Linked DNA regions of Mus musculus: regions 2, 3, 4, 5 and 6 are each linked to region 1. The links are chromatin loops, found by intact Hi-C in ENCODE. Cell type or tissue: heart. All regions are shown on one strand. Region 1 holds the start of Ptp4a1 (protein tyrosine phosphatase 4a1). Region 2 holds the start of Gm28644 (a long non-coding RNA gene). Region 3 has its middle 10 kb from the start of Phf3. Region 4 overlaps Phf3 (PHD finger protein 3). Region 5 has its middle 7.1 kb from the start of Gm29669. Region 6 holds the start of Gm29669 (predicted gene 29669).

Region 1 (5,000 bases):
AGATTAAAAGGACACTGGAACAGGACTGAAGATCAACAAAAGGGGAAAGCTTAGCTTTTGACGCAAAAACTTACATCAGCCCTTGATAAAGCCGAAGATTCTTAATTTAAAAAGAAAAAGAAAAAAAAAAAGCTTCCCCTTAGCAAAAGCTAACCTTTCATTATCTGAGAATGAGCAGCAGTACAAAGGATGCATGTGATTTCGAAATGCCACAAACGAGCCAACTGCAGTTGCCAGAATCAGCAGTTTAGGGGTGTAACCTAAAAAGAAAGGGGGTGGGGGGAGAAGAAGAAAGGCTAGGAAGCAACTAGGCTTCACGTGCCTCGAAAGAAAAAAAAAAAAAAAAATAGGGACATTTCCTGGGTTCCACCGGCTAATCTCTGCGGAGAGCCTTCCCACACGTGGAAGTGCCCGTGGTGACGAGAATCCCTAGTCCCAGACTAGGGCCGGGCTCTGGAGCGGTGAGTCAGCCGCCCAGCGGTCATGCGACATCAATATGGAGTGATGACGGAGATCCCCGGGCGCAAGGGCCAAGGTAAACCGTTGGCCAGCGCGACAGAGCTATGGCCTCGGGCTACAGGGTTCCGCCCGCCGGAGAGGCGTTCCAAGTTGAGGCGAACTCGCGGCTCTAGCGACCGGAGCGTTTGGTGGCGAGGACCAGCCAGCACACCGCGCCATTCATCAACCGGTTCGCACCGGTGGCGGCTGCCCCGAGTGACGTCTGCGTCCCGGGCCCCGCCTCGAGCCGCAGGCGTCCCGCGCCGTGATTGGCTGCCGCCTGTGCGCACGTCGCGCCGGCTATAAAGGGGCGGACTTGTGACGCAGGGGCGCCTGGGCGCGCGCATTGGCTCTGGGCTGCGGCCGGCTCGGCGACGCTCCTCGGGCAGCTCACTGCATGGTCGTCTGGTGCCCCCGCCGCCTGCATCCCCGCCGCCGCCCCGCGACGCCCACCGCCGCCTGCCCTGCCGCCGCCGCCTGCGCCGCCTCGGGACCGGCTGTATGATTAGGCCACAATCTTCAATGAGTAGACATATTCCTGTGAGTACCGCGGGCCCGGCCTTTGTTAGAGCGAGCGACCGAGGAGGGAAAGGAGGGTGGCCGGGCGACCGAAACGCCGGCGGCGGGGCCCGGACCCGGAGCGACCGGCAGGGCAGCCCAGCGGCTTTGTGCGCGTGCCACCCTGCGGCCTTTGTTCCGAGAAGCCGCGCGGGCGTCGTGGACGTGGCCGGGGCGGGGCGGGGCTGCGGGGGGACCGGGACCGGGCGCCCGGGGCCTCCCAAGATGGCCTCGGTGGCCGCCCGCGCTCGCCACCGTGAACCCGTGATTGCGGACCTCGCGACTGTGCGCGCCGCTCAAGCCCGGGCTTGCCGATCGCCGCCGGGCTTCGGTAGTGGCGACCCGGTCGGCGGAGGGGGACTCTGACTCGGCCCCGAGGCGGGCTGCGCGTGGGGCGGTCCGCTCTTGGGCTGGAGCAACAGGAGCTGCTGGGCAGAACTGCGCGGCTCCTGTTGAGCGAGCAGCCCTGCACCATTCCACCGCTGGCGAGCTGAAATTTCCACGGTGTCGGAACGGTCTGTGCGGTGACCAGAGGTCTGGATTCCGGAGCTTAGGGGTCATGAATCCTATCCTGGCTTGCTTTTTTTAATTATTATTATTATTTTGCTGTTTGCTTCGTGCCGGCTAAAACGGTTGGAAAACCAGAAAATCGCGATCTGTTCCCGGAAGGAAACAGCGCTTGCACACGCGCTAGATTGGGCGCGTTACCTGAAACCTGAGTGTATTTGGAACAGAATTGGATAAAGCAGATGATCCCACAGACTGGTTTGATTCTAGAGTCTGACAGACTGAAGCTAATGCTACACACATACACACACACAAATGATCCTTTTTTTTTTTTTTTTTTTTTTTTGCTTATGGTGCATGCAATTAAAATGGGACGATCTCGTCGTGTATCTTGGCTGCCTATCATGTTGAGGTTTTGCCTGTGAGGGAGTGGGAGGATATTATTAAGAAGGATTTCGGTGGTCTCCACTGTTTTAACAGAAGTGTCCTCCAGCCACTGGGTGGCTCCACTCATTTCAAAGCAGTTCAGGAAAATTTTTTTCTTGCTGCCCTCCAGCTTCCTAATGGAACTCTTTAAAAGCTATATCGGACCTGTGTATGAATGTTCAATAAAGTGCCAAATTAACAAAAACAAGGAAGAAAAAAATTTAGGACCATTTTATATACACGGGCAAAAGATTTTTATATATGCAATATATATACATATGTATGTATTTATATATATATGTATATATATAAATAAATAATATTTTTGAGATTATTGGAGGGAGTCTGCTCTCTGAAGTATTAATCTTTACTGGTAATTTACACTGGGTTTTTTAACGCACTGAATAGATGTACTTTGTGAGGGCACGTGTCGGGAATAAGTTGTCTTGCTTGTGGTACCTCCTAGTAAATAAGAGTTTGGGGGATTAGTTCCTTTGTTTCACTATAAAAATAGTCAGGGAATTTTTGACTGATTTTTTTGTTTGTTTGTTTGTTTTTTTGTTTCAAGATTTTACTTGAGTAGTTTGCTCTGAAGGACAACGGTTGTCATTGAGTGTTCTTGTTACTAAGTGCAACTGCTTTTCTTTCCACCACAAACTGCCTAGAGTAGATAGACCTTAAAGGGTTTTGTTAATTCCCATTTTACTTCTATTGGGTTTATCTGAAAGGCTTTTATGCATAGACTCTGAAAAAGTATCGTATGACTATGAATATACTAGTTGGTGCTGGCACCAATCTGCTTTAGCTTTTTTAAGGAGGAACTTATGGAAATGTATCTGTCAATGATCATAGTTATGGTTACATTGTTTGAGACCATTAGAAAGTCTTGATTTCCTCTTTTCATATTTGAATTGGATTTTAGCTTTGCAGCAGAGAAGTGGAATTGGAGTTTTAAAATAGCAAAAAGATAATATTGTGTATATTTTATTTGAACTTGTCTTAAGTAGGATATGTTTGAAGATCTAAGTAAGTCCATAAGTCCGTATTTATAAGAGCCAATCTGATCCAAAGAGATGGCATAAAAATTCTTAGGATCTTTTAAGAAGGAGATTGCTTACAGTTTCACTTAGAGAATTATCCTGCAGTGCAATGTGGTTTATAGAAACAAGATGGCCTGGCATTCTAGGCAGCCTCCCTACTGATGAGTCCTAGCGTCTTGTTTAAGTCTGATCGATTGGGATGGAACCCACCCTCCCTCCCACACACTTCACTCCAGAGGTTAGTGACAGTGCCAATTGCAGACTGAGAAGCTTTACCTAAAGCTATAACTGTGCTTACACTATTCTTAAATGTAAAGGAGCTGCTACAAAATACAAAAAGGCAGGCCCCCAAATTTAAACTTTAGAGACTAAAATGTAAAGGGGTAATTGCATTAAAAGTGTTTTTGTTTTGTTTTGTTTTGTTTGGAAGAAAAGCCATACTCCTTACTTTGAACCCAGTAGCTTAATAACATAAAATATGAAATCAGAACTAGTGGGCAGTTGAAATCACTGTCTGTGAATTCTGCAAGCGTCAGACCACATGGCGTCTAGAGTAGTGTCTATGAACAGCAGGCTAAGGCAGTATAGAAGACACAATTCGGGCCAGAATAAAAGTGTAAAGAGAGACGGACTAATTAATTAAATCCATGTGTCTAGATGTGTAAGTGGAATTCCTATGTAGCTGTGACTCTGAGTTCTTGATTGTTGAGAGCTTCACTTTAATGGGCTTGTGATTGCTCATTTTAGGCCTATTGATTTAAAATGCAGTAACCTTGAATTTTGTAATGCAAGTAAAAGTCAAATTAGCTTGTCTCTAATTTGAGCAGCTGTGTACTTAGTGGAAAAAGCATGACATATTCCTTTTGAATTAGAAAATAACTTTTTTTCCCTTTCTTGCTTTCCTTTTCTTCTAAACAGCAGTTCTGTGGTGTTCTCGGTCACACATTTATGGAGTTTCTGAAGGGCAGTGGAGATTACTGCCAGGCACAGCACGACCTCTATGCAGACAAGTGAACTGTAGAAATTCATTACTACTCCACCAAGAAACCCCCATAAGAGTGGATAACCTGGACACAGGCGTGTTGAATTGAAATCTGCAGAGCATTTGACAAGAGCTCAGACCTGGATGGGGTAAACCTCAGTGCACTTCCTTTGTATTGCCTCAGTATTACTGGATTGAAGACTCACTGCTTCTTGTTAGGAGGTTCATTTCATTGCCCGTTTCTCCCAATTCATACTCAAGCACTGAGAATTTCAAGTGGAGTATATTGAATATTGAAGTAGACTTCAGGTTGTTTTTTGGTTTTGTTTTGGTTTTTTTTTTTTTTTTTTCTGTTTTGGTTTTAAATCATTTCTGTATTCAATTTTTTAATTCTTTCATAACCCTATTGGGTGTTTTTTTAAACTAAATTAACATGGCTCGAATGAACCGCCCTGCTCCTGTGGAAGTCACATACAAGAACATGCGATTTCTTATTACACACAATCCAACCAATGCGACCTTAAACAAATTTATAGAGGTAAGATACAATTTTTAATGTCCTAATTGATGACAGTTAATAGTGGGTCTGCTTGAAAGTGTCTAGCTCTCGCTCCCAGAGAAGAAATATTGGAACGGTAGAAGTGTGCTACACTTGAGAACTATGTAGCCCTAAGTTTGCTTAGTTAAATTTACAAGGCACAGAGTTTTTCCTATTTCTTCTTAGCCTAGTGTTGTAATCTTCCATTAGTTGGTGTCTGATTTTATTTGTGCTTTAAGTCTAGTTTTTAGCTGCTAATTCTGCTATTTTCTGATGGCAGATAATGAGGCCTCCCAACTTGCTTGTACTAGGAATTGGAATTTAATGCCAAATAATTTAATTGAGCTTACATTTATAAAGTATAAAAATCTACATATGCTTAGATAGCAAATAGAGAAATATTTAAATGTTACATAATTTTTTAAATTTTGAATTACAATGTTTCTAATGT
Region 2 (5,000 bases), 71 kb before region 1:
ACCAACCCTGCAAGTGAGTCCTGTGTTGAGATAATTAGTGTGAGACATACATATACACATACACACAAAACAGAGAGAGAGAGAGAGAGAGAGAGAGAGAGAGAGAGAGAGAAAGAGAGAGAGAGATGACAGAAACTAATGTTTTGAGTGCTAGTGGCTTGGGGGATTAGGGATACATTTCCCTATGATCTCCCTTAGTTATCAATTGCCCAAATTGGTACTCATAGGTAAGTCTGATACAGTAACATAGGTCACTGTGTTTTATTACATTCATTTCTTTTCTTAAAGCTTCCAGTTTCAAATGACCTAGTTACAAAGTTTAAATTTTTATCATTGAAAATAATAAATGAAGAAAGAGGAGGGAGAGAAAAAAAGAGAAAATGAAGGATTCTGTGGTCTTTTTTAGATAAATAAATAAAAGTCTAATCTCATTTTTTTTCAGAAAGGATCCATGTATGAGTCTTTGAACAGAGAAAAAATTCTCAAAAGAATATTACTCATCTTAAAGACTTCCATGGAATAAAGTTCATGAAGTGTCTGCAATAGAAAAATAAGTAAGCATTATACATTTTCCATGAGAATGCCCATGGTGTTATTATTAGGAACATCCTAAAAGTGACTCCACCTCTGTTAGGATGTGGCTTCAACTTGAGGTATTTGCTTCCATCCATGCCTCATCTACAGGTTCCTGCCTCTCTGCTTCGACTCAGCCTTTTCTCTCTGCAGATTCCTGTTCAATATGCAAATGTCTGGAGTAGTCTCACAATGGGGACTCAACACAAGCTGGAAGTGGCACGCCTTGCCTTCCTTCTAGTAAGCCTTCCCTGGGTTCAGTCTGCTCTGAATGGCCATGGCACTGCTTTTATGTATACATTTTACATCCAAGTTGGCTTATGGACAATCTTTCCTTCTAGATAGCAGACGCTCCGGGGACACTCTATGTGTCTTACATACCCTATGTTCACACTGTCCAAATGAATAGTCCTCTATTTCATGAGTCATTCCTTCTCCTATTATATTGTAGCCATAATCAATATTCCTACAACTATAGAAGCTATAAGTGTTTAAAAGCATCTAAAATGCCTTATATGATCCATATGGTGTTATGAAATCTTTCTGCTTTGCCTTGATCTGCATATACAGAATGTATAACAGGCTGACCAACACAAACTTAGAGAGGACCTGCTGGAGCTCAAGATTTCGGGTGTGTCTCTTCAGATTCTTGGTCTTACAGACTTGGGCATGACAGCAGTGGGACATGAGCAGGGTCTCATCTCATGGAAAACAGGACTCAGAGAAAAGGAAGGGAGAGGGGAAGATTCAGTCTTCCACAGGAAGCCACGAGTGATTACTTCCCTCCAACTAAATCCCACCTCCTCAAGTTTCCACACACCACACCCCCCAATGAACTGAAAGAACCCTAGCATGGAATATGTCTACTTTGATCCCAGCACTCCAGAGGCAGGAGCAGGTGGAGTCCCTGTTTTGCTTAGTATAGTTTTAGCTTGTAACCAGTTCTGGGATAAGGCATTTAACTCATGATGCTGTGGGCACCTTGCATCTCCAAGCTAACCACTGCATAATTTTGCCCATACATTAGACATGTATCTTTTAATGCTACCTTGGGTATAACTTTTACACTTTCACTTTTACCTTGAGGCTCTATGGACTTCACTAACCTTCTCAGGGTCATATAATGAGACAGGGGTTATTTTATCAGGGAGCCTGGCAGATGCTCTTTTCAATGACACCACACAGTCTCTCGGGAAGTTGCTGATGATGACAGCGATGAGCTCACCTGACAGACTGCTCTTTCTCCCTCTTCGGAGACTCACATCCACACCAGGAAGAACCCAGAGGAGTGACTCAGAATTCCCAGCATCAGTGCCAGCTTGTGTGCTGCTGTTCTGACCGTGAATGTGACGATCATGCCAGGGAGTCAGATGTCTGCTGGATTTAGAAAAGGATCGAAGGTCATGAAGGGAAACAACAAGCCTAAGGGCTGCCAGGAGTTCTGTAGCTCTTACAACACCTCTTTACCACCCTTCCCAGCCAGGAGCATAGCTACCAGAAGAGGAGGGACAACAAGGGGGAGGAAGGGATGGCTTACTACCCTCCTCTTCTTCCTACCCTGAAAACACCCATGTTACTGGCATTCTCTACAGAGGATTCATAGCATAAATGATGACATATAATAAAGAGAAAATTTAACAACTTTATAGAGTGTTCATATACTTCAGACAGATATCAAGTTTTTCTAGCGATTAAATGACAATATTTTAAGCTCTGTGGTTTTTACAGGTCTGTAATCACAGCTAACAAAACTGAGACAAGATTTCAAGTTCAAGGGCAACCTGGGCAACTTAGGAAGACCCTGTCTCAAAATGCAAAATGAAAAGAAGGCTGGAGACACGTGGGAGAACACTTGCCTAGCATTGGTGAGGCCCTGAGTGTAATTGTCAGGGCTATCTCATCTGTTTCTTTATACCATATGATACATAAGAAACATCTGATTACAATACAAATATTGGATTAGAACAAAGGTTTAAATGAAAGTTTCCTCTGTCAGTTAAAGATATTGTTGTCCAAACGTTTAAACCAAAGTATTGGCTGGGTTGGCTCATGTCTTTCTTTCCCCATTGTGCTGCTTCCTCCCTTGCCTCTCTACTACCTTTTTGTTAACAATCCAAGCTGCCCTTGCTGCCTCTCTCCCCTAACTCTCCTCCCTGTGTAGAGAACTATTCTGACCATTCGATAAACTGATTTGTTTGCTAGAGCTATTGTCAAGCTCAACTTGAACAGCCTACCATGTTTGCATGATATGAAAAAAAGAGTCAGAAAGTGACATTTTTAATGAGCCAAGGCCCGATGTGATTCATTTTGTTGCTTCTTGAAGAGGCTCTAAGAGCAGAGCATTGCTCAATTCTTTTGAGCAGCATTGTCTGTCAGGAAAACTTATGATTATTAGGAGTTGGCAGGACCTGTCAAAGGCCCAAAAACCAATCGATTTTAAGTATGAAACCAGGCATAATGGCTCATACCTATATGTCTAGTACTTAGGAGGCTGAGACAGGAGAATTGCTACAAGTTCCAGGCCAGTCTGGTCTACACTGTGAGACAAAAAGACAAGGGAAAAGTGACCACCGAGTCCATATTTCACTATTAGAGAAATGCAACATGTTTGCTATTATGAATGGCTATGTAATTGGCAGTTCACCATTATTGTGGTATCTTTATAAGTCTGTGAGCAATGTTTTATTTTTGACAAAAAGGAAAAAAAAATAGTATTGAGCCGGGTGGTAGTGGCGCACGCCTTTAATCCCAGCACTTGGGAGGCAGAGGCAGGCAGATTTCTGAGTTTGAGGCTAGCCTGGTCTACAAAGTAAGTTCTAGGACAGCCAGGGCTACACAGAGAAACCCTGTCTCAAAGAAACAAACAAACATATATATGTGTGTGTGTGTGTGTGTGTGTGTGTGTGTGTGTGTGTGTGTGTGTATTATCACGAGATTGACTGCTGCTCAGGATACCACAAAGAAAACAGCATGTATTCTTAAAAATGAGCAAATTAAAAAAAAAAAATCAATGCAAACAAACTGGCTGAGAGAAGTCAAACTGGATCCATGCAAAATGATGTAATGATGAAACACAATCATTAAAGCAGCCACGAGGTTAATTACTTAACACTCTCTGTCATCTGCTGGAGTCAGCACATTATCCCAAGGTGAAGAAAGGGTAGCAGTGAAGCTTTGTCAGAGGAGAGCCGTGGGACACAGCTATAAACAGAGCCAGCCTGAGAAACAGGCCCAGAAGCTCTGTATTGAACTCACAGGACGATACTGGAAGGCATCCAGAAAAGGTGTGCTTACCTTTCATTCCCAAGTCCATGGTTTAACTGCAGAGTCCCAGACGCTCCAGGTAAACTGGATCCCTCCGGCACCTGGACACAAATGGCCCTTTGCTAAAGCAGCACACCTGCTGCCAAGCTTGACCAGTTGAGCTGGATCACTAGGAATCCCATTATGGAAGGGGGTAACTGACTCCCACAAATTGTCCTCTGATTCACATGCCAATGGGCACACATACATAGGGGTGGAAGGGTACACATACATACATACATATACATACATACACACACACACACACACACACACACAGAGGGGGGGCATGAATTCATGCCACACATGTGCATAAGTAATTAATTAAATTAATTAAAGACATCACAGCCTAGTTCCTGAAATTCGTGGATATTAAAAAAATAAATCCTTGTGTGGAACTGGAACCACTTTTGGTGGCCATGTGCCTGTAATCCCAGCACCTGAGAGAGAAGCATCTCTAATTCAAGGCCAACTTGTGCTGCATTGTAAGCCTCTGTCTCCAAAACATGTGTGTGTGTGTGTGTGTGTGTGTGTATAATGTAAAGTAGATGTTTTTATTTTAAGGGTGAAATTATAGCTCCTTATTAGTTAATAATTAGTGCATTGTGTGCCTGATATGTGCTTCCTATACCCAGTGGAACCAGGAAGTGTCAAAGCATTAGCAGAAAGAAATCCCCAACAATACCCTTATAGAACTACAGAACTAATGGAACTGCTATGGTGGCCCATTTCTATAATAGAGTGCTCAGGAGGCAGAGGAGGAAGGCTCACATGTGAGACCATGGAAGGGAAAAGAAAGGTAAGAGAAGGAGGGAATGCGGGAGTAGACAGAGGGAGAAGAAAAGAGGCGTCAAAATAACTGTCATTATTTTCTGCTTTAAAGGGCGTGATAGATTAAAAGAATACATGAAAATATATATCTCGGCACTCATAGGTTCTTAATTGCATGCTCGGGTTTTCAAAGAATAGTGCTTACAGAACTATGGAATTTGTTGTTTCTTCTTAGATATGAGGCTCTTTACTCTTTCCATCTACTGTGGGGTTAATGGACTGGAATGCATGATTTACAGAAATTAGCAAGATAGAATAACTGAGCCTTGCATCCTAGGACTGGATTCAAAATT
Region 3 (5,000 bases), 74 kb after region 1:
CCCAACCTTGCCTAGCCTCCTTGTGAACCATGATCCTTTTGTCCTAAGAGTGCCTTGGTCAGAGGCCAGCAACAAGAGGTCACCCTAGAATGAGAGCCTTAATGGCTGGAGGACCAGCAAGGGTCACACCCACAAACTGTGATGCAAAACTCTGGCCCCCAGAGGCCCCAGGGATCTCCAGAATTTAAGGCAGGACATCAAACAGGACAGCCAACAGGGACTTGTAGGGGCTTGTTCTATCTATGGCAACAATGGTGTTTCAGACAAACATAATCTTTTGCCTAAGGCTGGGCAAGCCTAGTCCCTTGTCTGCTGCTCAGCTGTTCAAGAAAGAGCAGATGAGCCCCCAGGGCTGCTTGGGTTGGCAATCAAGACTGATTTGGGCATTTGTATTATATACTGTCTTCCTTGGCTTTATTTTAATTGGACTTTGTTTTGCAAGGTCCAAATTGTGGCATTTTCCCATAATTTTCGGTCAACTATAAATACACACTATTAGTTTTGTGTTCTACTAAATTCATGTCTTAAGTTAGACTTTAATGCTACTCGTATCATCTGATATTAGCCATTAAGTGTTTTAAAGGACCCGTGGGTGGTTATTGCCATTAATAACCCAGGACTCCTTTCTTTTGTAACCCATGACATGGGTAAAAGACAAAATACTCTTAAAAAAGAAGAAAAGCCTAGTAGTGGACAAATGTGGATTTGGGTACCTGATTGAAAAAAAAAAGATACAAATACCATGTTTATATCAAAGATGCTGAGGTTTTTTTGTTTTGTTTTTGTTTGTTGGGTTTTTTTTTGTTGTTGTTTGGATCAGAAATCTTTGATAGGTGAATGTGACTAAGCTATGACTGGTATTTTTATCTTCATTTTGTGTTTTGTCCTGAATTTATTAAGATTTGTCTGAAGAGATGTTTTTTGTCAATTCTTAAATCCTACCTCCTACCCCCCTTTAACAAGAGTTAGAATATTTTACTTTTTGCAATTCCTTACCAAACAATTCAAGTCAAAGTTTCTGATTATTCATTTCTATTTTTCTTTCTTACACACACACACACACACACACACACACCCGCATTTAAAACGACCGTGAAATAAAGACGTGTGGTTTAGATACTTACAGCAGGAGATGACATTCTAGAACTGCAGCTGACTGAGGACAACATAAGCTTCTTTGTAGATGTTTGCTATTAGCTACGAACTTACCAGAAGACAGAGAAGGTAAAGAGCAGGTCAACACATGCCTGTGGCTTGTTCTACCTCATGCTGATCTTACTATGCAAAGCATACTCGCTGTGAGGTTTAACCTAACAAAGTTTTTTTTTTTTTAAAGGAAGAGTTCAGACCTCAGGGTAAGGTGCTCCGCAAGTGCTGAAAACGTTGTAATTGTCTTTGCAGACTGAAGACTCAATCGTGGTCTTTAAGGGGCTCGTTTTGGTTACAGTGACCTACGACAGGCAACAGTTAAACCATAACACTTAACTGAAGGCTGGGATCGGGTAAACAAAACTGTTGTGGACTCCGTGTTTGCTCTCTGGATTTCAACACACTACTGAAGGACTCCAGGGGTTTTACCTTATAGTTGTGTCTATTGATACATTGGAAACTTAAGAAAAAAACATTTAAGAGATAACAAAAAGTAACCCTAAGTGCTATTGTCTGTCACAGATGCTATGATAGATCCTACTACAATGTATCAAGGCTGTTTGAAAACTTGAAGTGTATTTAACCGGTTCTCTGCAAGAAACTTTGACTCATTATGGTCAGAGGAATAAGGTATTTCTGGAAGGTAACATCTTGCAGGGGTCGTCCAAGGACTGCAGATCGTATTTTGAAGATTGCTTACCAAGAATTTTTTCCTTTTTTCTTTTCTTTTTTTTTTTGGTATTCAGGAATGTTTCTCTTTTAGAGACAGGGTGTGTCACTATGTAGCCTTGGCTGGCCTAGAACTCTTGAAGATCTGAATGCCTCTGCCTCTCCAGCACTGTGATGAACCACGCCTATCCCCCCAGGAACGTTTTCTTGAACCAGGCATTTGGAATTCTGAGACCATCCCAGCTAGTGGGCTGCAGGGTGGGGGCAGCGGCACCCGGAATACTCAGGCCTAACGGTTCCATTTTCATCTGACACCCAGTAAGTACAAGCACTAACGGGTCCGCTCTGCCTTGTCTGTTTTCCAGCTACTCCGCGTAGCAACCAGCGTGTGTTCCCCGCTCGGCCGCAGAGGCCTGGCAGAGCCTCGCGGGCGGCTGCGCGCAGGCTCTAGCGCGCAGGCGCGGCGCACGCTGCCCCAGCCCCCGGAACGGTAAACAGTGGCGTCACGTGACGCGGCCCCGCTCCTGCTCCCGCGCCGCCGCCGCCGCAAGCCGATGGCTGCGGGCTCTCGCGGCGCCGCACAGGCTCCACGAGGCGAGCGACCCCCGGGCTCAGGGAAGCAGCGACTGCAGCTCGGACGGGGAGGGCGGAGCGCAGGCCGGCCGTAGTGTCGTCACCGCGGCGGCGCGGGCCGGGGAGCCCCGAGCCCAGGCAGCAACGCCGACGCCCTGCGCGCACCCCCTCCGCGGCCCCCTCCTCCGCGGCCCCGCGGCCTCCATCTTCCTCTGGCTGCCGGTGGCAGCGCTCGTCTGCGGAGCGGGTGAGTGGCGGCGCCCGCCGCGACGGGCACTCGGTGGCCTCCCTCCCCCCACGCGGGCGGCCCGGGTCCTTTCCCCGCACCCCCACCTCGCGCAGCGGCCGCCTGATATTCCCGGGCCGTTCGGCCTCCCCGGCTCGCCCCGCCCCGCCCCAGCCTGCCCCGCCGTTTGGACCGCGAGCCCGAAGCGGCGGTGACGGCGCGGCCTCCGCGCGATCGCCGGGCCTCGGCTCTCGCCCGCGAGCGTGCCGGGTCTCTGTCGCCGCCGCGCGGGCAGGCGTCGCGGACTACTCCGGGTTCCAAGGCCCCGGGTCTCCGGCGCGGTGGCCGCAGCCCGCTCGCGGAGCCTGGCAGCCGGCCAGGGTCCCCGCCGAGGCCGACCCGCGCCCGAGGCCGGTCCCCGTCCCCGCATCCGGGGTGTCTGAGGCTGCGGATCGCGCGCTTTTGTGCTGGGGACCGGGACTGTGGGCCGGCTCCTTTTGACTAGTTTGAAATGGGAAGCCCGAAGAGTCCTGCTTGCCGACAGGACGTGTAATTTAATGAACCACTAGTCGATAAGTACGTGTTAATGGTGCTAAATAACTGATCATCTGACACCGGGCGGGGGTGGGGTACCCAGGGAGAGGAGAGAGTGTTGTAGCTCGCTCCAGCCAGAGGCTCTGTCCCCCAGGTGCCTCTTCTCCCTGTCTCTGGGTAGCTAAATGAGGTTTCCTAGTTGTTACAATTTGAATGTGTGTTTATTATTGCTATTGAGTAACCATTAGTAGAGCGCCGTTGCGGTTTGAGGGAGGTAGCAGTGCTTTAATGTCGGCCCGATGTTAGTCTTCATTCTTCCGACAGGTCTTTTTAAAAAAGGATCGAACAATCTAGACTTGCCCCACATTATGAATTTTGTTACCTTATTTTACACTAAAAAAAAAAACAAAAACTGATCACAGCAAATTGTACTGCTGTATTTAGTTCGTATTTTGCCATCAAACTTTGTCTTGTGTTTTCAATTTCCAAACCAACATCTCGGTTCCTGCCTTCTTAAAAATTCTTGTGTTTGGCATTTTGAAAACGTAGGTTACATTTAGTTGTTAAAAAGACAGATGAAACAGGAAGTGTTCTGTTGTAGCATCCTTATGTTTTTAATTTATAGTGCTATTTCAGAGCACAGAAGATGTTGAGAGAAAAACCAGTTATTTCAAACAGCAGTCCTTAGCATCTGACATACTTAGGTGGTAGTTTTTCTTCCCACTGTTTTCTTTGCCCGCCATTTGTATTCACAATAATTCTTAACTCCTCTTTGTCATTTCATGACCACTTACTTGCATGTGAGAACTCTAGTTTTCAATGACAACAGAATTGAGGAACCTTTGCTCTGATGAAGCCACAGAGATAATTCATTAGCAGCAGAAAGACTTGTTGCATAGGCGAAATGCGCCATTTAAAATGAATTAAGACCGGAAATTTTAAGTTTTATTTTTATAGTTGTGCCAGTGACCTGTCAAGAGGACAAGTGGCTCGTTGGTAGGGCTGAAGTTTTCTCCTGCCTGTTGTACACTTTATTGGTGTTTCCTGAAGAGCGTGTGTGGTGTAATTGGTTAGAGTGCTCATGCTTCCTAGTGGAAGAACAGTGTGCTTACCTAATGCACCACATTAGTTATATATGGGTAAGCTTCTTAGGTACATTTGTATGCTGTATATTTTCATATGCCATAAGAAAAAACTGGCCTATAAATGTAGGTAGGAATTAAGTTAGATTAAGAATTTTAGGCCAGAGAAGTTGAAACTATTTTAGCTAAAGCTACATTATTAAAATTTTAAACTTATATTCTGTTTTAGAATCAGCGAAGTGAAGAAAAGTTTGAGAGCTTTTGGTCTGTATATTATTGGCAAAAGTTGGAAGGCAGCAAGTGACAGTTCATTATCCAATCATAAAATCCTATTAAGAGTTTAGATTTTTGGAGAATCATACATATACACAGGTGTATACATAGGGAGACACAGACACTCACACAAACATGCACATGTACACAAATGTACACATTGAATTTGATGTCAGAAAGTTTGAAAGCATTATATTGGAGGGCTCTGCTGTGAGCCTTTATCATTGGGGAGAGCAGCTGCCTTGGTCCAGGGGAGAAAGTGAACTTGCAAACAAACAAACAAAAAAACAAAAGCAACAACAACAAAAAGCAAAAATAAAATGGAGAAGAGGAAGGCCAGTTTTCAGGTAGGAAAATAATAACTCACACTTGTGCAGACAGCATTGTATTTACACTGCTATGTTCATATATATGGCTGAGGATAGCTATAAATGGGATCCAGCACAGATACAAACTGAGAGAGAGAGAGAAAGAGAGAGAGAGAGAGAGAGAGA
Region 4 (5,000 bases), 130 kb after region 1:
AATGAAGATTGCTTTTCCTTGCAGTTAGTTCTTTGCTGTGGTCTCTACTCAAGCCTGCCATGATTCAAATGTAAAAATCTTAAGAAAACAGAAAAACAGAGGCACCACTACATTGATTAAAAAGCTCTTTTAGTCAGCGCCTTTCCAGAAGTGGTGTGGTTATTATAATTTGTCCTGAGGCAGACTTGAAAGAGTTTTTTGGACAGATGTATAGTGGTTTCATTGCACTTGCTTTTTCATGTTCATTTTTACATGGATTTTCTGGTTTAGGGAATGGGTGGGTGGGCGGCCAGAAGCTTAACAGAATATCACTGTGTAACTGTCCTTGAATTTCATCCTCCTGCCTCAGTCTCAAGGTTGACTGCTGGGATTACAGGAATGGCCACTACACTGGCATCAAATAGAATTTTATATAGAATGTGTTTTATGTTTTACTCTTCCACACTATAAAGCTGCTAGGCTGTATGTACTAGGTTAAATTACATATTCATAAACCAGGCTTTAAAGTGGCTTCAAAGTTAAAGTTTGTTTATTGGAAGTTCACATGTTACAGCTCTTTTTTGTTTCTAAATGTTTGTGTCTCCTTTTCATTTTACAATCCTGTAGATATTATTTAAGAAAGTTCTAAAAGGAGAAGTAACCCCTGATCATCTTATAAGAATGAGCCCAGAAGAACTAGCCTCCAAAGAGCTGGCTGCGTGGAGACGAAGGGAGAACAGACACGTAAGGACACCTAACTTTGTCTTCCGCTTGCCTGTCAGTACAGAGTGCAAGGAAAAGAGGCCTTCTCTTCCCTCACTTCCTAGTCTCTGCTCCACCCCTTCTCTTCTCTCCTCTCCTCCCCCTCCCCTCCCCCTCACCCCACCCGATCTGGCTGGGCCAGGTGATTCTCTTTCTTCAATATTCTAAGTTGCTGAGACTACTGGCATGTATCACTTCACTCTTTTTTTATTTTTTTTTAAGATATAGTTATTTTATGTATGAGTGTATTTCCTGTATATATGTACTTCATGTACCTGTAGTATCAAAAGAGGGCATATGTCTTTGGGTTTCTCTTGCTGTGCTGCAACCCCAGGGCCAAAGCTACGTCGGGAGGAAAGAGTTTCTTGGGTTTATATATCCTGAATCATAACCCATTGAGGGAAGCTAAGACATGAGCTCAGACAGGGCAGGAGCCAATGCAGAGGCCATGGAGGGGAGCTGCTTCCTGGCTTGCTCTTGTGTCCCTAACAGTGAGCTGGGCCCTCTCCCATTGATCACTAAGAGAATCCCCTGCAAGCTTGTCAGCCTACAGCCTGATCTTGTAGAAGCATTTTCTCCATTAGGGTCCCCTCCTCTCAGATGACTGTAGAGTGTATCAGATTAATATATAACTAGTCAGCACAGCTTCAGATCTCAGAAAACTAGAGTTACAAACAGTTGTGAACCTCCATGTGGGTCAAGGGAAGTGAGCCAATGGCTTCTGCAAGAACAAGTGCCCTTAACTATGAGCGTCTCCAGCCTCTGCTTCCTAAATTCTTAGATTTTAGTGCCTGTCTTCATCTCTGCAGGGTTTTTCTTTTTTTTGCTAATTACAAGATTGTAGAATTATTTTATGATTTGTTACTTGCAAATCAGAACAATTGGAAAATAAGCATTAACCAACCTGTGCTTTCTATAAGCAGTTTCAATGCATTATGAACATTTTAATGAATCAGATTGTTCAATTCTAAAACTTTGTAAAACTTTTCGGAATCTACTAGAAGATAACCTGACTTGTCATATATAAGTATGCATAGAAATATTGTTATGTTTATGTGGTATTGTCTCAGATTAAACTGGAGTGTTGTAATTTGTATATTGTACGAAATTTTTAAAATAAAAATTTCTCAAAGTCACAGGTGCCAAAAGTTTTCAGTTGGGATTTATCCTTGCAGTACCTTTAATGTCAATCTTTAAAGATTAACTAAGAACTCTGCTCATCCAGTCATTCATTCATTCGAGGAAAGAGCTCACTGTATAGCCCAGGCTGCAGTCTCCTTGCTCCCACTCTCCCTGAGTGATAGATAAATGGCCACTTGTGCCACCATGCCTAGCAAGTTTGAGGGAATGATGATTTTGAGCATTTGTTTTCAGGTCTAGCCATTAGCTGCCCATTTTAGGAAATAATGAGTATGTATGGTTTTTATTGGCCTGCATAATATACAGGATTCTTTTGTTCATGGTGCTTGTTTGTGGCTTAGACATTAACCTTCCCTGGGCTGTGCTTGAGGTGGTCTGAGGGTCGAGAGGCCTTCATGCAGTGTATCAGACTTTTTTTTTTTTGCTTTGATGTTATATAATCTTGCCTCCTCTGTATTTCGAAACTAATGTTCATATCGTCTTTCTGTCTACACCCCAAGTCTCCCAAGTCTGCATGCACTCGCCTTACCTGAGATTTGAAACTGGATGCATTTGCTTTGGAGACCATGTTTTTCTTTTCTTTGTATGGTAAAGACCCTTTACCCACTGAACAATCCCACTAGTTCTATTTGACCCTTTTAATGGATGTTTTACAACCAACAAATGAGATGAATGGACAGACCTTTTCAGTCCTTATTGTTCTTTGCTCTAGTGCACACATGCACATGCAGGCGCACACATACACACATGCCCTGCTCTCTCTCATATTCTTGTTATACTTGCTAACTTTCATAGGTTGTTGCTGAGTTTCTTTCTTTTAATTGCCAGTGTTAACTAAAAAGGTCCAGGAGAAGTGAGTTGTCTTGTTTTTTGTTTGTTTTATAATCATTGACTAAGTTAGTATTGGAGGGATACACTAGACCATCAGATGAAGCACATGAGTCAAGTTCATTCTTGGTTCCTTGCAAGCTGATTTCAAGTATAAATACTGTGTTTCTCACTCTGAGCATTGCCTCTTGGTTGCCTCCTTGCCGAGGGTTAATGTGAGCCTCTCATGGCTGAGATATAGAGTTAATTCTTAAGATCTGTCCATACTTCTCAGCTCCTATTGGTATTTTATATCAGAGAAAAACTAAAAGTCAATTAAAATTCTTTCGGTTAAATTCTCATAAATTAAGGCACATACTTTAAATGTTTCCTTAAAATATTTTCTGTTAGACCATAGAGATGATTGAGAAGGAACAGAGAGAAGTGGAAAGACGACCAATCACGAAAATAACTCACAAAGGTGAGATAGAAATCGAGAGTGACGCCCCGATGAAGGAGCAGGAAGCAGCCATCGAGATCCAGGTAGGAGCAGATCTGACCTATGTGGTCTGCAGCTCCAAATACGAAGGTGGACAAAAGCTTTTCTCATGCTCTTAAAGCAGAACTTTGTTTTAAAGTAGTGAGCTTTAAAGTAGCCTGTTTTACTGGGTTAGTTCTTAAGAGCTTAGTGCACATTGTCTGCATTGTAGGTGCCTGTTAAAAGCTTGTTAGAATCCTGGGGGTATTTGATATAGTAATTCCTTGGTGCTTTGTTTTTGTTTTGTTTTTGTCGTTCTTTGGTTTTGGTTTTGGTTTTAAGGTGTGTATTGTAGAAAGGTAGAGAGAGAGAGAGAATAATAGAGAAGTAGAGGCTGGCCATGGCCATGTGGAGAGGGGAAAGGGAGTGGGGAGAGAGGCGGCAAGCGGGAAGCAAGAGAAAAGAGACAAGAGAGGAAGAGGGGAGTGAGCGAGAGAGAGCTCCTTGGTGCTTTGTAAATAGTGCAGTTTGAGAACCGTTGCGGCTTTCCTTTAATTATATTAAGATGTCTTTTTCTCTTGTATAATAGAAAAATGAGAAATAAGTAGATCAGGGTGGAGACAGTCTACTTCAGGGTTCCTTGTTTTCAAAAACCAGTGGAAAAAATGACTTGAAGTTTCATTAGAAGCTTTAAAAAATGAGTTGTTTTGAGTTTTTACTTTAAGTAACAATACTAAGTATTATTTTTTTTAAGAAAGTAAAAACAACTTTTTGAATGTAATGGCTTGACTTTGACAAATTAACAACTTGATTTTTAAAATTGCTGCCAAAATTTATCGGTTAAAATTCATTTTTATTTTCACTTCTGTTAGGAACCGTCAGCTAATAAGTCAATGGAGAAGCCAGATGTGTCTGAGAAACAAAAAGAAGAGGTTGACTCCACATCTAAAGACACCACTAGTCAACACAGACAGCATCTCTTTGACCTGAACTGCAAAATATGCATAGGTTGGGAGTCTTGCTAGCTCTGGTGCTGTGCTTACTGCTTAAGGGGTATAGTTTAGCACTCAGGTTTGTAGTCAGGATAGGTTTTACTCTCCGGTTTGGATGGTGCCACGCCAACCCACTCCTGTTGTATGAGAGTGGATCCAGTGTATAAACACCGAAGCAGACACAGCTGTGCTTTACCATGTGCACAGGGATGCAAACATAGCAGTAGATAGCTGCTAAGAAGACCATTCGGTTTGCTAATTTTCAGAATGTTGGAGGTTTTGTTTGTTTGGTTTTCCTTTTGGATATTATAGTCCCAAATTAGTGTCATTTTCTATTTTACACTGTTCAGGTTTAGTGCCATGTGCTATGTATGCATTTATGGTTAGGAGTAGACAGAATACAGATTTATTTTTACTGGCAGGAGGTTATCAGTATTTTAGGAAAAAATTCATGAGGGAGCCAGATTTACTTTACATTGTACAATATTTTCATTTTAGATTGTTAACATTCTCGTTTTTGTTTTTGTGTATTTGCTTTTGTGAGAGGGGTTTCCTTACATAACAGCTCTGGCTGTCTTAGAATTCACTTTGTAGACTAAGGCGGGCCTCAAACTCAGAGAGCTGCTGCCCTCTGCCTCCCCAGTGCTGAGATTAAAGGCTTATGTCACAACATTTCCCATTACTGTGTTAACATTCTTAATTTTTCACTTTCATAACTGAGGAGTAGCACCAGTGACTTCTCATTTGCACCATTTTCTGTTTAAACAGTGGTGATAACTGGAAAATAGATAAAAGGCGACATTAAGTCAGTCCAGGTGAAACCCTTCACAGTGTGAGGAAAC
Region 5 (5,000 bases), 160 kb before region 1:
TCCCCTACCCACCCATTCCCACTTTTTGGCCCTGGCATTCCCCTGTACTGGGGCATATAAAGTTTGCAAGTCCAATGGGCCTCTCTTTCCAGTGATGGCCGACTAGGCCATCTTTTGATAAATATGCCTTTTTTTCTTAATTTTTTTTTCACTTAAAGATTTTTATTAGATAATTTCTTCATTTACATTTCAAATGCTATCAAAGCCCCCTATACCCTCCCCCCACCCTGTTCCCCAACCCACCCACTCCTGCTTCCTGGCCCTGGCATTCCCCTGTATACTTCCCTTTATTGTAGGTGTGGAATCTTAAAGACAAGGTAGATTATCTGTGGGGGAATCACCTGGTCAGACACACTAGCTCAGAAATCTGGGCTCATGTTCCTTACATAGTTAAAACATATGATATCTCCTAAATGTATTATACCTAAAGGCATAGACAGAGAATAATAAAGACATGAAGTCTCTTGTCGACATATGCATATTTTGGAATCTGAAAGTGTGGTGTTTCAATAAAAATAGCTCCTATGGCTCATATATTTGAAAGGCTTGGTCATCAGGGAGTGGCACTGCCTGAGAGGGTTTAGGGCTATGGCCTTGTTGGAGTACCTGTGACTTTGTCGGAGGAAGTGTGTCACTGGGGATGGACTTTGGGGTTTCTGAAGCTCAAGCTGGGCCCAGTGGCTTTTCCTTCCTGCTCCCTGCTGATCTGGATATAGAACTCTCAGCTCCCTCTCCAGTACCATGTCTCCTTGTGTGCAGCCATGCTGCCTGCTGTGATGAGAATGGAGTAAATCTCTGAGACTTTAGGCAAGTTCTAATTACATGATCTCTTTTATAAGAGTTGCCATGGTCACGGTGTCTCTGCACAGCAATAGAACACTGGATAAGACAGTAAGAAGTGAAGATTTATCAATTTTCTTGAAGTTGGGCAAGAAGCTAGTTATCTTCATCCAAACCTTCCCTGAATGTGGAAGTGAGGTAGAAGACAAAAATTCCTGACTTTTTATTCAACATCCCATTACCCTTTGTTCCTGTTCTCCCTTCTATTACTGACCATCATCTTCTCAGTTTCATTCTGGGGGAAAAATCATGTCTAACTACCTCAGAACCATTTGGGTGGAGTGTTTGGTCCTAGATCCTCTTCTGGAGGATCAGTGTGCTGTCTGTAACTGTCCAGTTTCCTGTCTAGACAACATAGGAAAGATGGCGCAAGGGAGAGAACACAGTCCCTTTGTCTAAACCAGCTGTGCTGATTCAAGGTCTGGGCATGAGTAGCTTCCCTGGAAAAGTGACCTCGTCCGGCGCTGACAATGTCATCAGCATGCTTTATGCAAGAGTTAAGACCATGTAGTGATTTCCTCTGCTAGCCTGCTCTCTGTCGCTATGACAGACCACCTGAAGGAAAGAAACTCAAAGCGGAAAGGAGCTCTGTGGGCTGATGGTTTCAGAGGTAGCTATCCAAAATTGGCCACCTTTATTGCTTTGGGCCAGAGAAGAGGAGGAAAAGGAGGAAGAACAGCAACACAAGGATGGGAAGGAGGGAGATAGAAAGGAAAGCCTAGAGACAAAATATACCCTTTAAAGACATGTTCCTTGTCTCCTGCTTCCTCACAGTAGACACTGACTCCTAATGGCCTTTCAAGGGGAATACGGCTGAGCCATCCCATAGCATTACATTGCATACAAGAATAGATATGGGGCTGGAGAAATGGCTCTGTAGTTAAGACTACCCCCAGCAGTAACCATGAAGGCCTTCAGTCTGGTCCCAGAACCACATAACAAGCAGGGCAAAGTCTTATACTATAGCTGTCCAGCAGTCATGGATGAACGGGGTTGCCTGAAAAGGAGGCTGGAAATGAAAAAGGACAGGGGTTGGGGGTGGGAGAGAAGGATGAAGTCAAGACAAAGGTTTCTGATCAAGGCTCAAAGTTTAATATTTAGCACTTGTGATGATTTGTATATCCTTGGACCAGGGAGTGGCACCATCTGAAGGTGTGGCCTTGTTGGAATAGGCGTGACCTGGTTGGAATGGGTGTGTCACTGTGGGTGTGGGTATAAGATCCTCACCCTAGTTGCCTGGAAGTCAGTCTTCCACTAGCAGCCTTTGGATGAAGACATAGAACTCTTAGCTCCTCCTGCACCATGCCTGCCTGGATACTGCCATGTTCCCACCTTGATGATAATGGACTGAACCTCTGAACCTGTAAGCCAGCCCCAATTAAATATTTTTTATAAGACTTGCCTTGGTCATGGTGTCTGTTCACAGCAGTAAAACCCTAAGACAGCAATATATATATATATATATATATATATATATATATATATATATATACACATACACACATATATGGAGAGCTCACAGACCTTTGTTTCAGCTGGATTATGTTGCTTTGTTTCAGCTGGGTTATGTTGCAAAGCAAGCTCAGCAGGCAGTCTGCTCCTGCAGGAAATTGCAGGTGCTGCAAGGCAGAAGACTCCACCTAAGTGGTTAAGGTCCTACTGTGGCAAAATACTTAAGGTCTATTTATCCGCTCAAGGCTGGGGGCAGGGCACAATACACTATGGAGTAGAGCTAGCAGGATCGTTGCAGCTCACTGGCTCACAGGAATAAATCAGAAAACGCTAGGAGAGGGTACTCAATGCTCTTCTCTGAGCTCTTTGTGCGCATAGCCATGAACAGCCAAACACACACATACCCCATATTCAGGGACACAAAAGAGAGCCATATTTTAATAAAATACTCTTAGTATTGGAGAGCTTTCTAAACTCTCACTTGCATTCCTGTGGTGGCCTGCTGACCGTGATCTCTAAACTATAGCCCACCTGTCTGTCGTCCACGCGACATCCATACTGAAGCCTCTTAGCACATTATCTCAAAAGCTGCCAGAGCCTATTCTTCACACTCCGAGTGAAAGCAGGAATCCTGGCAATGGTCCACAACATGTACAGCCTCAGCACTCAGCTGTGGTTCTCTCACACTCTGGCCAGCAATGGCCCCTTGCTCTGGAACAGCAAGTACACACTCACCCCGGAGCTGCTCCTGTGTCTCTCTACCTTCTTCTTTCCGCCTGCTATGCCCTGGTTTCGGACATTACATCATTTCTCATCCTGTGTGTGTTTCCTGCTTCTCTCTGCTGTGATATACTGTCATTTTCACAAAGACAAGGATTTTGTCCTCTGCTCCATCCTCTTAGAAAGCTTGGCATACATGGCACAGACCTTTGAGAATATTTGTTCAGTGAATGAATTGCCTTCTGTTATGAAAGTCATTATCTACTCTACTAGTTCTGACCCAGTTCTAACATGCTTTTGGGGCTTCTCAATCAATGGTGAAATTTAAAATGATGGGATAGGTTTTATTGGACCCAAGAAAAACTCGGCTTACTGAAGAAAATGAAAGTCAGCAGGTTTTGCTTTGCCATTTAATAGCACCAAGCAGACTTTACCTAATAAAGCCACCTTTCTATTATTATAAACAGTTGGGCAATGGAATATCTGCTGAGCATGAAGGCTGGATTTCTCACATGGACCGTGAACACTCAGAGGAGTCTCTCTGTTTATGTTCTGGTCTGAGCTGTGGATTTGGACTGAGTAGCCAGAACTCTGAGTGCCAAGAAAATAGAGCTGCTGTGTTTAGAATTAAAACTGCAGCCTACAAAATGGGGTATTTGCTTCTGCAGCCTTACCTAGCTTGATGCTCTTGGGCTGTTTCATGTTTCTGAAAGTCAGAAATGCATATAAAAGAATCTTAAGTGCCTTCGTAGAGATGAGAAGTTACACCTAGTAAAATTTACTATTCAGTTAAGTACAATAGCTATATTATTCTTAAGCTTACTTCTCTGGTCATTTGTGTTAATGACCTTGGAGAATCAAATAGCTCCTGGTATATTCATTTCAGGGGCATAATTTTAGCCCATTTAAAAACTGTAAACATTTGAGTTAATTTTATATCAAATTTTAAATATTTATTTATTTATTTATAACTTTAACCTTTGGGAATTCTTCAAGGAACTCCCTCCTAGAGTCACATAACAAATGCTGGTTGACTCCAGTGTGTGAGGCTCTAGCTATATATAGTTCAGTGATGGCTTGTATCCATAAGGCAAGACAGGAAATCCAACTTGGCTGTCCAGTTGAATTTAGATGCCATCCTACAAGAAAGACTCTAGCAAGCCACAGTCCTTGGATTTTTCCCAGTTCACAAAGAAGAACCTTTTTCATTAAAATGTTACCTCGGATGGTAAAGTCACACTTTACACAGACATTTGCCAAGATGAACAACAGTCTCTTCAAGTTGCTAGGCACATGGCAGACTTTTTACAGGGAAGACACTGTGCCAATCAGATGGTCACTATCTCCCTGTTATTTCACAGTGTCCTAAATAATTTTGTTGTACTAAGAAAAGGAAAACATAAAAGGCTCGCTGTGTACAAGAAGGCAGACTGGATGTCTTAAACTCCTGAATCAGAGAATAAGTACTGCAGACTTTTTGAGAAATAAAGATGTAGCTCTCTGGCTTTCATCCTAATTTACAGAAGGTTCCGTGGAGGAGTTGACACACTTTTAAAATATTTTAAGCATGAGCCACAGGGACAACTTTCTAGGCAATATCAATTCAAATACATTAAATGTTATTGTTTTAGATAGCTTTCTATTGGAATGATAAAACACTACGACTGAAAGTAGTTTGGGGAGGAAGTGGTTTATTCACTTACATGTCCTGAGTCATATACAGTACATTGAGAGACGCTAAGACAGGAACAAAAGCAGGGCGGGAACCCAGAAGCTGATGCACACAGACCATGGAGGAGTGCTGGCTTGCTCAACATGGTTTCTTATACAACCCAGGACCACCAGGCCAGGGATAGCACCACTCACAATGGGGTTGGCCCTGCCACATCAATCACTAATTAATAAGAAAATATCACACAGGCTTGCCTATAGCTGGATCTTACAGAACATTCTCTCAGCTGAGAGTCCCTCTTCCCAAATGACTTATG
Region 6 (5,000 bases), 150 kb before region 1:
GTCAATTTCCCACTAGTAATGAGTACCACGTCATGTGTTGCTTCTATTTCAATCCATACAAAGTAACTTATAAGTTTCAGTTATTCTGTCTTCTCTGATCCATGTTTTTTTGTTGTTGTTGTTGTTTTTTTTTTTTTTTTTTTTTTTTGGTTTTTCGAGACAGGGTTTCTCTGTGTAGCCCTGGCTGTCCTGGAACTCACTCTGTAGACCAGGCTGGCCTCGAACTCAGAAATCCGCATGCCTCTGCCTCCCAAGTACTAGGATTAAAGGCGTGCACAATGACTGCCTGGCCGCCATGTTTTATTTAGAGTGTACAATTTAATTTTCAGGCATTTGGAGGTTTTTACATGCCTCTGTTTTTATTTTTATTTATTTATTAATTTTGGCTGACAGTATGCTTTATGTGATTTTGTTTTTATCTTGTGACTCTCACTGAAATTTGTTTTGAGGACTACATTATACTATGTCTTGATTTCTATATTCAGGGGTCTTTAACAGAGCTCTCCATGACTAGGTCGGGTTGTCAGGTTGAGTTTTTATTATTGTTGTTGTATCCCTCTGCATGTCAGATGAGAACCACTGAACTATGGCCCCAATCAGAGGGGAAGTTATGTTTTGTACTGTGATATGGTTTTATGTTGAATTCTTACTGACTCTCTGCTTACCTGTTCATTACTTAAGAAGGCAGCCCAAAGATCTGCATATTTCTTCTTTCCATGATTTCTTTGGGTATTTGGAAGCTCTGGTTTTAGGCACATATACATTGGGGGTTGTTAAGTCTTCCACATTAGTTTAAACCTTTGTAGATGTATAAAGCCTTTCTTTCTCCCTGGTAAATGATCTCTCTAGTGATCTGAGTATAATTATAACTATGTCAGGCTTTTAAAGCATCTGCACCCCAACTGATTTCTGTTATTATCAGCATATGTCACTGTACTTAGTTCTCAAAGCAACTCTATGAACTAGGTTCTATTATTAGCTGCAATTACCCTGTGAGGAAACATAGCACCTTTGCCCTGACTGGTGCTGTCTCCTCCACGAGCTGACTTCCAAGGCTCTAAGTCTTATCTTTATGCTGTTTTCCTATATAATTTTAATATTTTCCAATGCTTATTTTTATTACTTACCATATGAAGTAAATAAAGCACTAAAAAATGATTTGTTTCTCTCGCCATGACCGCCATACAACCCAATAAGACTTTACAGGAAGATTATATGCATATGCAATGTGTGTACATGTGTGTATGTTGCCTGTGGGCTTCTCTGGGTCCTTCTGTTTCCCCATCCCTCCAGCATCAGAGGTTCCTAAACACTTGAGCTGACTTTTCCATGGATTCTGACAATTTAAATTCAGATATTAATACCTGCATGGCTGGTGCTTTTTTTTTTTCAATTGAGCCATATCCATAGCCCAAGGACTTAAAATGTTGCATGAGAAAAATTGAAATATTGATTAAAATGTTTTTAACTTCAATGATTTTTTTTTAATTTCTCTTAAGAAAAGGAAAGGGAAAAAAAGGATTAAAAAATATAATCCCTTCCCACTTCTCTACAGTCACCTATTAGAACCACACTTGTATTTCTGTGGTCTGCCTATCAGTTTCTATTTAACTTAGTTAATAATTTAGATATTGGCAGATACCAAGCATCAAGCCAAGTTCTGAGCTGGAAGCTTTACATTTTAAGGGCGTGAGCTGCAAACCTCCACTAACAGTGTGAGCAGAGCTCAGGGATTGCTTGTGTCCTAGAGGAGGGCAAGACTGGGCACAGCACCCTCTGAACATGCTCACTGGCCTGATTTTGCAAAACCTCCCATTCTGTTGCAAGATCCCTGCTGTGTGGGCTGTGGACTATCACCCCACATTGTCCCTGATTCTCGGAGATGGAAAACAGGATGAGCCCTCAGCCATAGCACTGGCTGAAAAAGCAAGGAGTTGAAATTGTTCAAACAGAGAGGAAGAATGGTAACTCCATTCCCATTGGCTGGAGCTCCAGCACACTGCGGCGAGCATCTCTGAAGTAGGTAATCACATTCTTTGTTGACCTCACCCTGAGGCAAAATTTCTAACAGAAGCATATGGAGTTCCTAAATTTCTACTCAGGTTACCATTATTGCTGCTCTACCTAAACACAGACAAAGCATCTGTCAATGTAAGGCTTTAGTCCAGAGCCAGAGCCTCTCCACACAAATGAATACTGCTCACACCTTCGCTTTCTCCTCTCTCCACCAGTCAGCCAGAATCCACAATGTTACAAAAGCCTAAAGTTTGTGACTTTAGTCACAGGCTGGGTTGACTGAGTTCATTTAGACCAAATACATCATCTAATAGACATGTATTTGTTTTCTAAGGAAAAAAAATATAGGCTAGAAATTGAATAACCCAGGCTGTTTCCTATCTCGAGTTTTAAGAATTTCTTGATCCTGAGACAGCAGTGATTCTTTCCATATGTCACAGGCCACCCACCAGCGTGGGAACCTTAGTCATTGTTAGTCATGTAACACCAAGCTAATGTTTCCACAGTCCTTTCTCTAGAGGCTAGAAAGATTGGAGGATTTGGCTTGGTTTTGGTGTCTGTTGGATTATGTTGTAAGTTTGTCTGTGTGTGTATCTCTCTCTATGTGTCTCTGTCTGTCTGTGTGTGTGTCTCTGTGTTTCTCTCTCTCTCTCTCTCTCTCTCTCTCTCTCTCTTCCTACCTACTTATCTCAATACGAGGTCTTGCTATGTAGTCCAGGTTTACCTGAAATTAACAGCATAGTTCAGGCTGTTCTCCACCTCCAAGTAATTCTCACACTGCAGCCTCCCAAGTGCGAGGATTATAGGCATGAGCCAATCATTGGCTTTAGATTTTGAGACAAGATGTTTATCTATAGCCTAGATTGAGGGAGAACTAAACCTCGGTCCTCCTGCCTCTACCTCCTAGTGGGAGCTACAGTCTTGGGACTACAAAAAAAAAAAGTGACCTTAGAAACAAGTATCTGTGCCTGTAGTTTTCTAAACTGTCTCTCCCATTTCTATAACTCTGACAATATTATGGTATTCTGATACACTTCTTGCAAACCAGGCAGTGAACAGTGAATAACTCTTCATAGGGTCTTAGAAGAAGCTGAACTTCAGAACCTGGAAGTCTCAGCACTGGGAAGCAGGTGAGGCTTTGAGACTTAAAGTCCCCCAGACATTCCTAGTCTCTGTTTTCTCACCTGTGATAATAAAAGATTAGGCTAGGGCTCACCAGGGACCTGTTGAACTCTGATGAGGGTCTGAAAAGTCTTCGGGGAGAGAATGTGTTCGGGGAGAGAGAGTCACACCAGGTATATGTTTTTGAAGTGTTAATGATTAATGGGTTGTGTATGACACTGAAATCAGTTAAGCACAACTCAAATATTTACTCATCCTTGCTGCAGAGTATTTTCCATTATGGGATGGTATTGGGCAATGGAAAAATTTTCAAATACTTTTAGTGGAAGAGACTAATTAGGCTCACTTTCCTGTTACTATTATGTAAAGCTCACGGTAGGGCCTTAGTGCTGTGTGAGTGCCTCTGCTTAGTCACAGTGTGTAATAAAGCATCAAGAATTACTTAGCAGGCTGCTCTCAGAAGTTGGTGTCTTCTAAGCTCAGGCTATCGTCCCAGGTGTTAACAATTATAATTCAAATTGTCAACAGTGTTTTCGGTAATTATGCACACCGCTCTCTGAGGCTGACCTAAAATGGAAGCCAGAAATAGAAGCTCATGTTCTACAACTGTCTTCATACAGGACAGAAAGATGTCAATCACTTCAGTATTCCCAAAAGACGAGAAACATACCTTTTCTGCCACCAGAGGTGACTATGTTTGTTGTTCCGTGAGTGTTAGTATGGAAAGCCTTGGAAACTACTCCAGCTGCCCAAATGTTTAGCAAATTACACAATAAATTGACAATCACAATTCTGAGTTTTAAATTTTACCCTAGATTTACTTGATCATATAGGATGAATTCCATATACATGTGTGTGTCCCTCCCTTCCTCCCTCAAGTAGTCCGTGTGGGTCTCTAACTATGAAGACAACCTTGAACTCCTGGCCTTCCTGTTGCTGCCTTCTGGCACCACAGGCATGTGCCACTGTGACAGGCTATCTTGTTTTATAAAGGAGGCCTTACCTTTCTTTATTTTAAAATAATTTGGGAGAGCTTTAGTAATTATGTAATAGTGTTAGAATCTGGGAATGTGATGACCTAATTCCCTGAGTCCCCACCCTTTATTGTGCAATAATGTTTGATTCTGTCTCCTTCTGGGTATTTTCCACATCTGAATCCTCCCTTGAATTCTGCTTCTCAGTGGCAGCTTTCCCTTCTCTACATTTTACTTAACCCTCCAACTGCAGGACTTCACTTATTTATATTCAGCTCTATTGTTACCCGGCAAACATACCATGGTTTTCTGACTGAAAGAAAACATGCTTTCTTTCCTCCCTTGCCAACACTCCACATGTGTTGTTCCTAAAATGGCACATTAGGAAATTAAAGAAAAATCTCTGTCCTTGAGTTCAAATGAACACTTCAGAAACGTTATCTGGGATTTAGTTACCACATGCCAACCTCTACACCTGTCCATGCTAAATGCTAGCTTTCCTGGCCTTGTTCTTTCCCTCTATTTTATCCCCTTCTACTGGAACAGGGGAAACTCTTTCCCAGAATTCCAGGCATTTTCCCTGTTCTGTCTTAGGGCATCCCTGGACAGCTGCTCCCATCAGAACCTGTGCTTCCAGATAGCATCAAGTCATCGGCTGGCAGGAACCATTGCACGCACAAGAGGAATAGAAGGAACAGTTAGAAAATAGGGAACTTCTACTGCCTCAAACCATAGTGTGATGATGGTGGTGATGATGATGATAACAATAAAGACTATGTACATTTAAAAGAACAAGGGGAGAGGAGTTTAAAGTTTCTCCATACACAGAACTGTTTGGGTAGATAGAAATGTAAATTATCAAGGTTTGGTCATTGTGCCTTGTATGGA

Evidence for each region. A loop is a pair of places that touch in the nucleus more often than their neighbours do. Peaks named below come from ENCODE experiments on the same cell type or tissue, not always from the same donor. Only the 100,000 strongest peaks of a DNase experiment are listed, where the experiment ranks them.
Region 2: it touches region 1 in a loop (4-fold over the local background); 7 of 42 quality-filtered maps call a loop at or near these places.
Region 3: it touches region 1 in a loop (9-fold over the local background); 24 of 42 quality-filtered maps call a loop at or near these places.
Region 4: a loop joins it to region 1, with 2.8 times the contacts of the local background. A loop is called at or near these places in 6 of 42 quality-filtered maps.
Region 5: a loop joins it to region 1, with 2.7 times the contacts of the local background. A loop is called at or near these places in 3 of 42 quality-filtered maps.
Region 6: it touches region 1 in a loop (5-fold over the local background); 3 of 42 quality-filtered maps call a loop at or near these places.

What each region holds. Positions count from the first base shown.
Region 1 is chr1:30,945,587-30,950,586 of GRCm38, reverse strand. It overlaps Ptp4a1 (protein tyrosine phosphatase 4a1), which reads left to right and starts at 832. Exons shown (of 6, transcript NM_011200.2): 1 at 832-1,038; 2 at 3,948-4,549. The coding sequence starts at 4,445. It overlaps LOC115487084 (a long non-coding RNA gene), which reads right to left and starts at 716. Exons shown (of 1, transcript NR_164183.1): 1 at 1-716. In heart, a CTCF peak has its summit at 2,073 (motif pointing right); DNase peaks (open chromatin) are centred at 486 and 766; H3K4me3 peaks cover 3,303 bases; H3K27ac peaks cover 2,114 bases.
Region 2 is chr1:31,016,406-31,021,405 of GRCm38, reverse strand. It overlaps Gm29669 (predicted gene 29669), which reads left to right. Exons shown (of 4, transcript NR_136907.1): 3 at 443-554; 4 at 1,721-2,218. It overlaps Gm28644 (a long non-coding RNA gene), which reads right to left and starts at 2,078. Exons shown (of 3, transcript XR_373288.3): 1 at 1,799-2,078. In heart, no CTCF peak of the experiment used is centred here; a DNase peak (open chromatin) is centred at 1,925.
Region 3 is chr1:30,871,216-30,876,215 of GRCm38, reverse strand. It overlaps a transcript of Phf3 not described here and Gm7256. Among named protein-coding and RNA genes, the nearest start is that of Phf3, 10 kb to the right of the region's middle. In heart, no CTCF peak of the experiment used is centred here; DNase peaks (open chromatin) are centred at 2,255, 2,545 and 3,095; H3K4me3 peaks cover 2,791 bases; H3K27ac peaks cover 2,577 bases.
Region 4 is chr1:30,812,191-30,817,190 of GRCm38, reverse strand. It overlaps Phf3 (PHD finger protein 3), which reads left to right. Exons shown (of 15, transcript NM_001081080.1): 8 at 607-723; 9 at 3,100-3,231; 10 at 4,039-4,174. Among named protein-coding and RNA genes, the nearest start is that of Phf3, 49 kb to the left of the region's middle. In heart, no CTCF peak of the experiment used is centred here; no DNase peak of the experiment used is centred here.
Region 5 is chr1:31,101,036-31,106,035 of GRCm38, reverse strand. No RefSeq gene overlaps it. Among named protein-coding and RNA genes, the nearest start is that of Gm29669, 7.1 kb to the right of the region's middle. In heart, no CTCF peak of the experiment used is centred here; a DNase peak (open chromatin) is centred at 2,945; H3K27ac peaks cover 765 bases.
Region 6 is chr1:31,093,391-31,098,390 of GRCm38, reverse strand. It overlaps Gm29669 (predicted gene 29669), which reads left to right and starts at 1,937. Exons shown (of 4, transcript NR_136907.1): 1 at 1,937-2,019. In heart, no CTCF peak of the experiment used is centred here; a DNase peak (open chromatin) is centred at 2,450; H3K27ac peaks cover 257 bases.